Linked DNA regions of Homo sapiens: region 1 is linked to region 2. A link is an interaction called in ENCODE POLR2A ChIA-PET data of the cell type or tissue named here. Cell type or tissue: HCT116. All regions are shown on one strand. Each heading gives the region's core, and the rest is flanking DNA. Links, peaks and the distances in the headings are about the cores only.

Region 1 (4,727 bases), core at 500-4,499, 1.6 Mb before region 2:
ATTCTAGACAACAAATGCAATTAGGTTTTGGATTCAAAGTAGATGTCTTTCTGCAAGATTTGGAAAGCAGAAGTGCAGTAAAGATGTTTTTCCCATCCCTTTGGGACATTTCTCTGCTGGCAAGCGGGGTCACAGAGGTAAGGTGCTTCTTCAGGACTGTGCTTCAAGACACAAGACATGTTCTCCAGCCTCCTGACTGCGCTGCCGCTGCCGCTGCCGCTACCGCTGCGTGTCCTCGTAAACTCAGTGGTTCCAGCGCCAGCCTCTGAGGTAGCAGCTCTCCTGGAGAACCAGGTCTGCACTGTTCTGGGTGTCGAGCCTGCAGGACCAGCTGAGAACCTGCTCCTTTGGGCTTTGCAGTGTTTGAAAGCACATAGTATCCCATTTTAAATCCCTTCCTGCTGAAACACCCAGAGTAGATTATTTCCTCTACTGAGGTCTGATGCATTCAATTCTTCATTTACTGTGAAGATTAAATGAGATAATGCATGTGGAGCACTAGCATATCTCCTGGCACCCAGTATGTGTTCAATAAGTGGTAGCTGTGGCTTGTGCTTGTCATGGTAATAAATTGTTTACTTGTGACCTAAGTTATTAAGATCATGTCAGGGTTTTCAGGCAAGCCGCAAACGTCTTTGATCCATATTATGACAAAACCATACCTATTCAGTTTTTTCTTAGGATACTTTTGAAACACAACCAACAAACACATAATGAGTGCAGGCCACCATGCTGGCAAAAGTAATGAATGAGCAATCATGTATTTGGACTTCGGATATGCTAGTCCTTGTGCTAAGCAAGTTAAGACAAGCTTTTGAGATGGGTGTCATCATAGCTATTTTACAGAAAGAGATACAAGCTCAGAGAGGCTAAGCAATTTGCCCAAGGCTGCACAGCTAGGTAGTGGCAGAGCCTGGTCTTGGAGGCCAGGTCTTCTTTCTTCTCATTCCACCACAACAGCCTTTTGGAGTTTTTGCATGGGTTGTTCGTTCTGGTTTTTGGTTTGGTTTTTGGATAAAAATCAAGTGTCATTTTTCAGGGCCTATGTGGCAGGCATCCCAGATTTCCATCTTATGAATGGCCCTGAGGAGCCTGTACATTGCAGCCTCATCTTCCTCTCAGATGGTGGAGACAGAAAGCCTTGAGCAGCACTGTGCTCAATCTGGTGACAGATGGTGGTCAAGGCTAGACGTTCTCCTCTGGGAAGTCTGAGGGACTGGTGAGCCCTTGGAGCAGGCCCAATGCTGGCCTTGGGCCTGGCCTGAGGGGAACCACCGCCATAGAGGAGGCACAGTTCCACGGCTTACATAGGATCAAAAAAACTTTTTATTCTTATTTTCTCGAGATGGAGTCTCACTCCGTCACTCAGGCTAGAGTGCAGTGGCGCGATCTCGGCTGACTGCAAGCTCCGCCTCCCGGGTTCACACCATTCTCCTGCCTCAGCCTCCTGAGTAGCTGGGACTACAGGCACCCGCCACCACGCCCGGCTAATTTTTGTATTTTTAGTAGAGACGGGGTTTCACTGTGTTAGCCAGGATGGTCTCGATCTCCTGATATCATGATCTGCCCACCTCAGCCTCCCAAAGTGCTGGGATTACATACGTGAACCACCACGCCTGGCCAGATCAAAGAACTTTCTAACTTCTCCCTAATAAACACAGGCAGGGTTCTGGAGCAGGGGTCCCCAACCCCCAGGCAATGGACTGGTACTGTTAGGAACAGGGCGCAGGGGGTGAGCAGCGGGTGAGCAAGCAAAGCTTTGTCTCCATCTACAGCCACTCCCCATTGCTCACATTACTGCCTGAGCTCTGCCTCCTGTCAGGTCAGAGGTGGCATTACATTCTCATAGGAGCACAAACCCTATTGTGAACTGTGCATGCAAGGGATCTAGGTTGCCTGCTCCTTATGAGAATCTAATGCCTGGTGATCTGTCACTATCTCCCATCACCCCCAGATGGGACTGTCTAGTTGCAGGAAAACAAGCTCAGGGCTCCCACTGATTCTACATTATAAGTTGTATAACTATTTCATCATATATTACAATGTAATATTAATAGAAATAAAGGGCACAATGAATGTAACATGCTTGAATCATCCCAAAACCATCCCCTCTGTGGCCCATGGGAAAATTTTCTTCCACGAAACTGGTCCCTGGTGCCAAAAACGTTGGGAGCCACTGTTTGGGAGGATAAGTCAGAGCCTGGGTCTAGGAAAGGAAACAATTGATCAACTGATTTGGTTTGGGGCCTTTCTGTTGCTTTCACTGAGGGGTATTAGAAGACTAGGGGTTTCCTGGAAAACCTTTGTTTGGGACCAACCAACTTCTTGGTACAAAATGATCTTTCAAGCTAAGTCAGATCAAGGAGGAGCTGTACAGCCATGAGTAAGTAGGATGTTGGAAGGACAGAAAGGAACAGAGTTTCTGGGTAATCTCCCCAGCGTACGCTTCTGCTGTTTACTGGCCATGTGACCTTGGGCAAGTTACTTAACCTCTCTGAGCCTCAATCTCTTCATCAGTAAAATGGAAATAATAACCTCCTTAGCAAGGTAGAAAATTACATCATACATGTAAAGTGTTTAGCTTAGAACACTCTCAAAATGTGCTAGCAATAAAATTGATGGGTTATGGTTTCAGCCAAGGACCCCACTGGACCAGTGGTTCTCATCCTTGACTGCTCATCAAGGCTACCTTAGGAAGCTTCAAAGGCTACCACAGCCAGGTGCCCACATGGACCAAATTAAATCAGTGACTGCAACGTTAGTCACTGCTGATGACTTAATGAGGCAATCATCCATCTGGATTGAGAAAGAAAGGGTGGCTTTGAAGTCAGACCTCAGTTGAAAGCCCGGTTCTAATGCACAACAAAACAGTAAACATGGGCAAGGTCCCACACCATCTGGCCTTGCCTATCTACCCAATCTCAACTAACACTGTCTCTTCTGTGTTCCAGAGCTTTCTGTTCACTCCTGCAATGCATCTACATCCCCTTTCCTTCTTGCCTCGGTGCAGTTGCACCTGCTGTTTCCTCTGCCTAGCATGCTCTTCCCTTTGCCCTCCACCCAGTGTTGCAGGAAGCTCCTCCTCATTCTTCAGATTCCAGCTGAATTGTTCTTCCTCAAAGGAGCCTTCTCTTAACTCCCTCCTTAAAACTACATCAAATCTCCCTGTGTAGAGATTGCTAGTTTCCTCTCAAATATCAGGTCTTCCCTGGTAATACAAGTTTTATCTGGGCACATGGCTTTATGCAAGTAAAAACTACATTTCCCAGCTGCGCTTGCAGCAGGAAGTAGCCATGTGACCAGAATCAGGCAAAGGAAAAAGTAATATGTGCAGTTTCTGGGTCCTGCCTTAGAAGGAAAGGTGTTTGCCCTTTACTTCCTCTTTCCCTTTTCCCACTGGCTAGACTTAGACCTGACGGTGGTAGTCAGCTTGTTGAGGGTGGCAAAACAATAGAATGAATGTGGCTTGCATGAAGCAGAGCCAGTCAGCCAGGCCTGGGCCACTTATGAGACTATTACGTGAAAAAAGAATAGCATTCTTATTTTTATTATTTCGATCAATGTTATGGCAGCTGAAAAGTTATCCTTGGTAATATGTAGCATATTTTTTTTTGCCATGATAGCATCCTATACTTCCTTATACCCAGCTCATCAAAAATTTATTACTTGCTTTCTATGTGTTAGGATATCTTACACTCTTTAAATCACGTAATTGCTTTTTATACATATTTAATTAACGTTCAACTTCTCCATTAAACTGTGAACTCCTTAAGAGTAGAGACTGTATCTGCTTTATTCACCTTTCTAGCTTTAGCACTTATCACATGTCTGAAATCAAGATGCATTTTTATAACCTGCACTGCCAGGCAGCAGCAAGGACTTTGTCGTCACTTCCCATGTGCACAAACTGAGTCACAGTTGTTCACACTTTGTCACTTCATTTGAGTTATGTCCACTGTTGATAATACATGCCAGAAAATATAAGTGACATGAGGAGAAGTTGCTAATACTCTCAGAACAAAGGAAAGAAATTTCAACTTAAAAGAGTCTGGTGTGACCAATTTATGTATTGTGTTGGGTTAACAGTTAGGATGCTAAACTTCAATTTGTCATAAATTTCTTGCTGTCTTGAAACAGACGCTGAGGAACTTCCAGTAAAATTTGATTTTGATTCAATTGAAGAAAAAAATGAAAGAATTCAGTCAAATTCTTATCAAAATTTGTGGCATGTGTCTGCAACATGGCAAAAAACCTAGAAACCACAGTAGAGCACTCTTTAAGACACACTATGGCACAGATGCTCTTCATGATGCAGAGAATGAGACTGTGTGGAAAAACATGGGCATCTGTGACTCTGATGCAGAAGCTGACTCATGGACTTGTGCTCTGGTAGCCAGGAGAAAGTAGCAAGAAGCCAGCACTCCTGCTGCAGCAACTTAAAAAAAAGACAAATAGCAAAAATCGTATTTAAAAACAATTAGAGAGTTGTGGAAACAAGGAGAAGATAAAATTTCCAGAGTGGAAACAGCCCTCCCTAGGTAAGCTGGTTGGCACCGGGCCTCTTCTTCCCTTTGGGTATTTGGTCATCTGGGAATGGCTGTAGGATTGGGATATGGCCTATGCAGAGACTTTGCTTGGGGAAAGAGAAAGCAAGAGAGCTTTCATTGGTTATTTTGGGGCTAGCACGACAAATTAGAAACTAAAGGACACCAAACATGAGGCTGACT
Region 2 (4,727 bases), core at 468-4,467:
CAACTGCCCTCTCAGAGGATCCACCTCCTCAGAGGGACTAGGAGCTCCTAGGTCAGGAAATGGCAGTGGCTGATGTAGCCTGATCTCCACCAGAAGTGGACGCTCCTCTTTGTTGCTGCCTGGTGAAGCGGGGGACTTATTTACTTTCACTGAAGATCTCCTTTAATTTTTTCTTTCCTCCTTCACTTTTCCTAATTTGGTTTTTCATTCATAGATGCATGCCTTTTTTTTTTTTTGAGACGGAGTCTCACTCTGTTGCCAGGCTGGAGTGTGGTGGCACGATCTCGGCTCACTGCAACCTCTGCCTCCTGGGTGCAAGAGATTCTCCTGTCTCAGCTTCCTGAGTAGCTGGGACTACAGGCGTGCACCACCACGCCCAGCTAATTTTTGTATTTTTAGTACAGACAGGGTTTCACCATGTTGGCCAGGCTGGTCTCGATCTCTTGACCTTGTGATCTGCCCACTTCAGCCTCCCAAAGTGCTGTGATTACAGGCGTGAGCCACCCCCCCCCCAGCCAGATGCATGCCTTTATTCCACATCTACCAAGTGACTCCTCGCATGAGGCCCTGTGCACTGGGCACTGCGCTGATAGGCAGGGCGTGGCGCTGACACCCTATGGCGGGGAAGGTAGACAGCAAACAAAACAAACAAACAGATGTGAATAAGGACAGAATGATGCTGTGAAGGACTTGGCCGAGTGTCCTTTGGAAGAGTGGGGAGGAGGACAGAGGGAGGAAAGGCCTCTCTGAGACCTGAAGGTAAGAAGGAGCTGGCCGTGTGGAAGGCAGAAAAGAGGGGTCCAGGAAGAGGCAGAGCATGGGTCATGAGCCCTTAGCAAGGCCTGGAAGAAAGTCCAGACATGTCTGGAGCATGGTGGGGGAAGGGAAAAGGGCGTGGTGGGGTGGCTGACAGGGGCCGCTCACGCAGGCACAGCCTGTGTCCTAGGGGCCCCTAATCCTTGTGGGGCCTGCAGGAGCCTCTGACTCTGGACCTGCTTGCCTTACATCACTTGGTCTGGTCTTGCCGCTCTCAGATACACATAGCCCTTCCACCAAAATTGTATACGTTGATTCAAATGAACATCTATTCCTCTTTGCTTTTTTAAAATTTTATTATTTTGTGTAGAGATGGGGATCTCACTATATTGCTCAGACTAGTCTCGAACTCCTGGGCTCAAGCAATCCTCCCACCTCGGCCTCTCAAAGTGCTAGAATTACAGGCCTGAGCCACCATGCTGGGCCTTCTTCATCTTTTCTACATAGAGATTAAGAGGGTACAAAAATTTGAATAAATTCCACCAGATCAACTTGATTGGTTCACCTTTAAAGAACACTTGAACTCAGGCTACTTTTGAACTGATTTACTGATAAGCATCTTGGGTGCCAAACAATAGGCTTGCCTGATGCTTCAACTTTCACTTGGGAGCTTGGCAGCCCGAAGACCTGACCAGAGACAGAACCTGAGGCAGGACAGAGGAAAGGAGAGGGAGCCGAGGAGGACAGCTCCCCAGAGCACAAAGGGCACACCCTGAACAAAGGGCAAAGGTGTCTCAGGTACTGGTGCCTGCTGGGAAACCAGCCGTGCCCTTCTACCCAGCTGGTGGGAAAGTAGCAGGTACAGTCTTTCTAGCAATTCTGCTGACTTTTTTTTTTTTTTTTTTTTTTTTTTGAGACGGAGTCTTGCTCTGTCTCCCAGGCTGCAGTGCAGTGGCACAGTCTTGACTCACTGCAACCTCTGACTCCCAGGTTGAAGCGATTCTCCTGCTTCAGCCTCCTGAGTAGCTGGAACTACAGGTGCCCGCCATCATGCCTAGCTAATTTTTGCATTTTTAGTAGAGTCGGAGTTTTATCATCTTGGCCAGGCTGGTCTCAAACTCCTGACCTCAAGTGATCCTCCCGCCTTGGCCTCCCAAAGTGCTGGGATTACAGGTGTGAGCCACCGCGCCGGGCCTCAGCTGACATTTCTAATGCAGGTTTCCTTTAATTCTGCGGTTCTACCACTAGGTGCCCCCTAATGGATACATGGACAAAAAAACATCGAGCTGTGCACACGTGACGGTCACTCCAAAAGTTGGAGGCCACCCAAATGACTCTCAGTTTGTCAAAGCAGGCCAAATCAATTTCAGCCCATCCATACAACAGAATAGTCTGCAGTGATTAGACATAAGGAGGCAAAGTTCTAGACTCAGAGTAAAAGACCCTGAAGATATATCATTAAATAAATGGGGGAAAGGCCAGATATGGAATAGTGTACGTATACCTTGCTCCCCTATGTAACTGTTTAAAATGATATATATTTATATGTAGATACATGCATACTTTTTTCTGGTGGGATACATAGGAAACTTTGGGGATGAGGATTGGGGTCAGAGAAAAGCAGGGAGATTTTAATCATTTTTCTAGATCTTTCTGTACTGGTCAAGTTTTTATATCATGCGCAGTTATTGCTTTTATTTAAAGAGTAATAGGAAGAAAGGAAGAAAAGACAAGACACCAGCCTCTATATTGGTAGAAACCAATTCAGTCCTCCCTTAAGCCCTGCCTGCCAGTGGCCGATGTCACCATGGAGAAGGTTACTCGGGAGCCTTCCTTACTCTAAACTCACTGCTCACTTGCTGGGGGAGTTGTGGGACTGGGAAGTTTCTCTGCAGGAGAAAGTGTCTTTATGCCAGAATTAGGCACAAAGGGCATTAGGACACTTGGCTGTCTGTGTCTGTGTGACTCAGGACACATAAGCTACAGACTCTTTTCACTGGAAGTTTTCAGCTCAATCTGGCAACCCATCTATTGAACACCTACTATGTGTCAGCACTCTGCCAGGCCTATGGAATGAGCAGACACAAAGGCAATTTAACCCTTGCCCCCAGGAACAAGATAAACAAATGACGCTGGAAACTGCAGATGAGGGAGAAGTGCTATAAGAGATGGGGACAAAGTGGAGGAAGGGAGAGATTCCCTATGGCCAGAGGGACCAGGAAGGCTTCCTGGAGGAGGTGGGAGTTGATATGGAGCAGTCCCACGCCAAGAGAACAGCTTGAGCAAAGATTGGGAAGCAAAAGAGAACTTGTGCAGGGAAGGAGGAGAGGCTGGAACCCAGAATGCTGGGCTGGGGAGGGAGAGGTGGGCAGGGGAGACGAAAGGTTAGCTCTGCCGAAAGCAAGAACCTGAAGGAAGACAGGAGCTGGGCCAGAGAGGGCTGAGTGCCCCGCAAGAGGTTTGCACTTAATTCTGTGAACACTGAAAGGTTTTGATTTGGGAGTAAGAGGGTCAGAGCTGTGTCTGAGGCTCATGTTGATGACTGTCTGGTTTGTAAAAGTCAGTGTCGCCTCGTGAAAACATGGAAGTGCCTACGGAGTAGATGCTGGTATGAAGGGCAGGGAAGAGCACTGTGAGCAAAGTCTTTGAGACCAACCTTGCAGACAGCGGGGACAGCAGGCTGGGCTCTGGGGAATGGGTCCGCTGGGGTCTGTCAGGATCTGCCCAGGTCTGCTGGGGTCGGCCGGGGTTTTAACCTTAAGCATCAGCTCCTAACTTGCCTGGAGGCAGGATGAGGGTTTCCACCTCCCGCGCCTTGAACCTCGGCACTTGCCACTCTAGTTACGGTTCTAGATGACTTGGCTCAGCTGCCCCCAGAATCACAGCCCAGGATCAGCCATCCTGGTCCTCCTGTGACAGGTAACGTGGAAAAGGCAGTCTATGGCCTAAGGGAGAGAGGCCACCAGGCTCACAAATGAGCTTCAATGTCACTCATCTTTTAAAAGTAGATTTCCGGCCAGGCACGGTGGCTCACGCCTGTAATCCCAGCACTTTGGGAGGCCAAGGCAGGCAGATCACCTGAGGTCAGGAGTTCAAGACCAGCCTGGCCAACATGGTGAAATCCTGTCTCTACTAAAAAACACAAAAATTAGCCAAGTGTGGCAGCAGGCACCTGTAATCCCAGCTACTCTAGAGGCTGACGAGGAGGCGGAGGTTGCAATGAGCTGAGATTGCGCCACTGCACTCCAGCCTGGGCAACAGAGCCAGACTCTGTCTCAAAAAAAAAAAAAAAAAGTAGATTTCCCATTTGCCTCTCTGAAAAGGAAGTTTTCTATAACTTTTCAAATCTTTCAGGCCCCAGTGCTGGCTCTTCCCTCCCTCAGGAACCTGCAGCCTCACCCCTGGCTGAAAGTGTCCCTATCTGCAGCTGACATCAGGCACATCTCACTTCTGAATAGCTGCTTCCAGCTGACCTTCTCCTGTGTTTTCAGCCCTGAGAGTATTATGAAGATTAATTAGAGAGAAGCTGTCTACTAGGAGGCAACCGCAGTACCAGTCTCTGGAGAGCAGGGCCCCTGTCTTACTTGGCCTCTCATTCCATAAGTGCCTGCTGAGTGCGCCAGGCCATCTTTCAGGTGATGGAGCACAGTGGCTGCGGGCCCCACTCTGGAGCAAGACTGCCTGGGCTTCTCTCTCTGCTTGCACCGCTGGACGTGGTGGCTCACCCCTGTAATCCCAGCACTTTGGGAGGCCGAGGCAGGTGGATCACCTGAGTTCAGGAGTTCGAGACCAGCCTGGCCAACATGGTGAAACCCTGTCCCTATTAAAAATACAAAAATTAGCCAGGCATGGTGGTGCACACCTGTAGTCCCAGCTACTCGGGAGGCTGAGGCAGGAGAATCACTTGAACCTGGGAAGCGGAGGTTGCAGTGAGCTGAGATCACACCACTGCACTCCAGCCTGGGCGACAC

Evidence for each region. ChIA-PET counts read pairs that join two places held together with the same protein. Peaks named below come from ENCODE experiments on the same cell type or tissue, not always from the same donor. Only the 100,000 strongest peaks of a DNase experiment are listed, where the experiment ranks them.
Region 1: POLR2A ChIA-PET joins it to region 2 with 5 read pairs; 1 of 35 experiments calls an interaction of 5 or more read pairs at or near these places.

The regions. Positions count from the first base shown.
Region 1 is chr10:117,184,237-117,188,963 of GRCh38, forward strand. No RefSeq gene overlaps it. Among named protein-coding and RNA genes, the nearest start is that of KCNK18, 11 kb to the right of the region's middle. In HCT116, for the core only: a CTCF peak has its summit at 1,781; DNase peaks (open chromatin) are centred at 1,814, 2,765, 3,035 and 3,265; H3K27ac peaks cover 624 bases.
Region 2 is chr10:118,801,782-118,806,508 of GRCh38, forward strand. All of the region lies in intron 3 of LINC03036 (long intergenic non-protein coding RNA 3036), which reads right to left. Among named protein-coding and RNA genes, the nearest start is that of CACUL1, 49 kb to the left of the region's middle. In HCT116, for the core only: a CTCF peak has its summit at 2,002 (motif pointing left); a DNase peak (open chromatin) is centred at 2,030.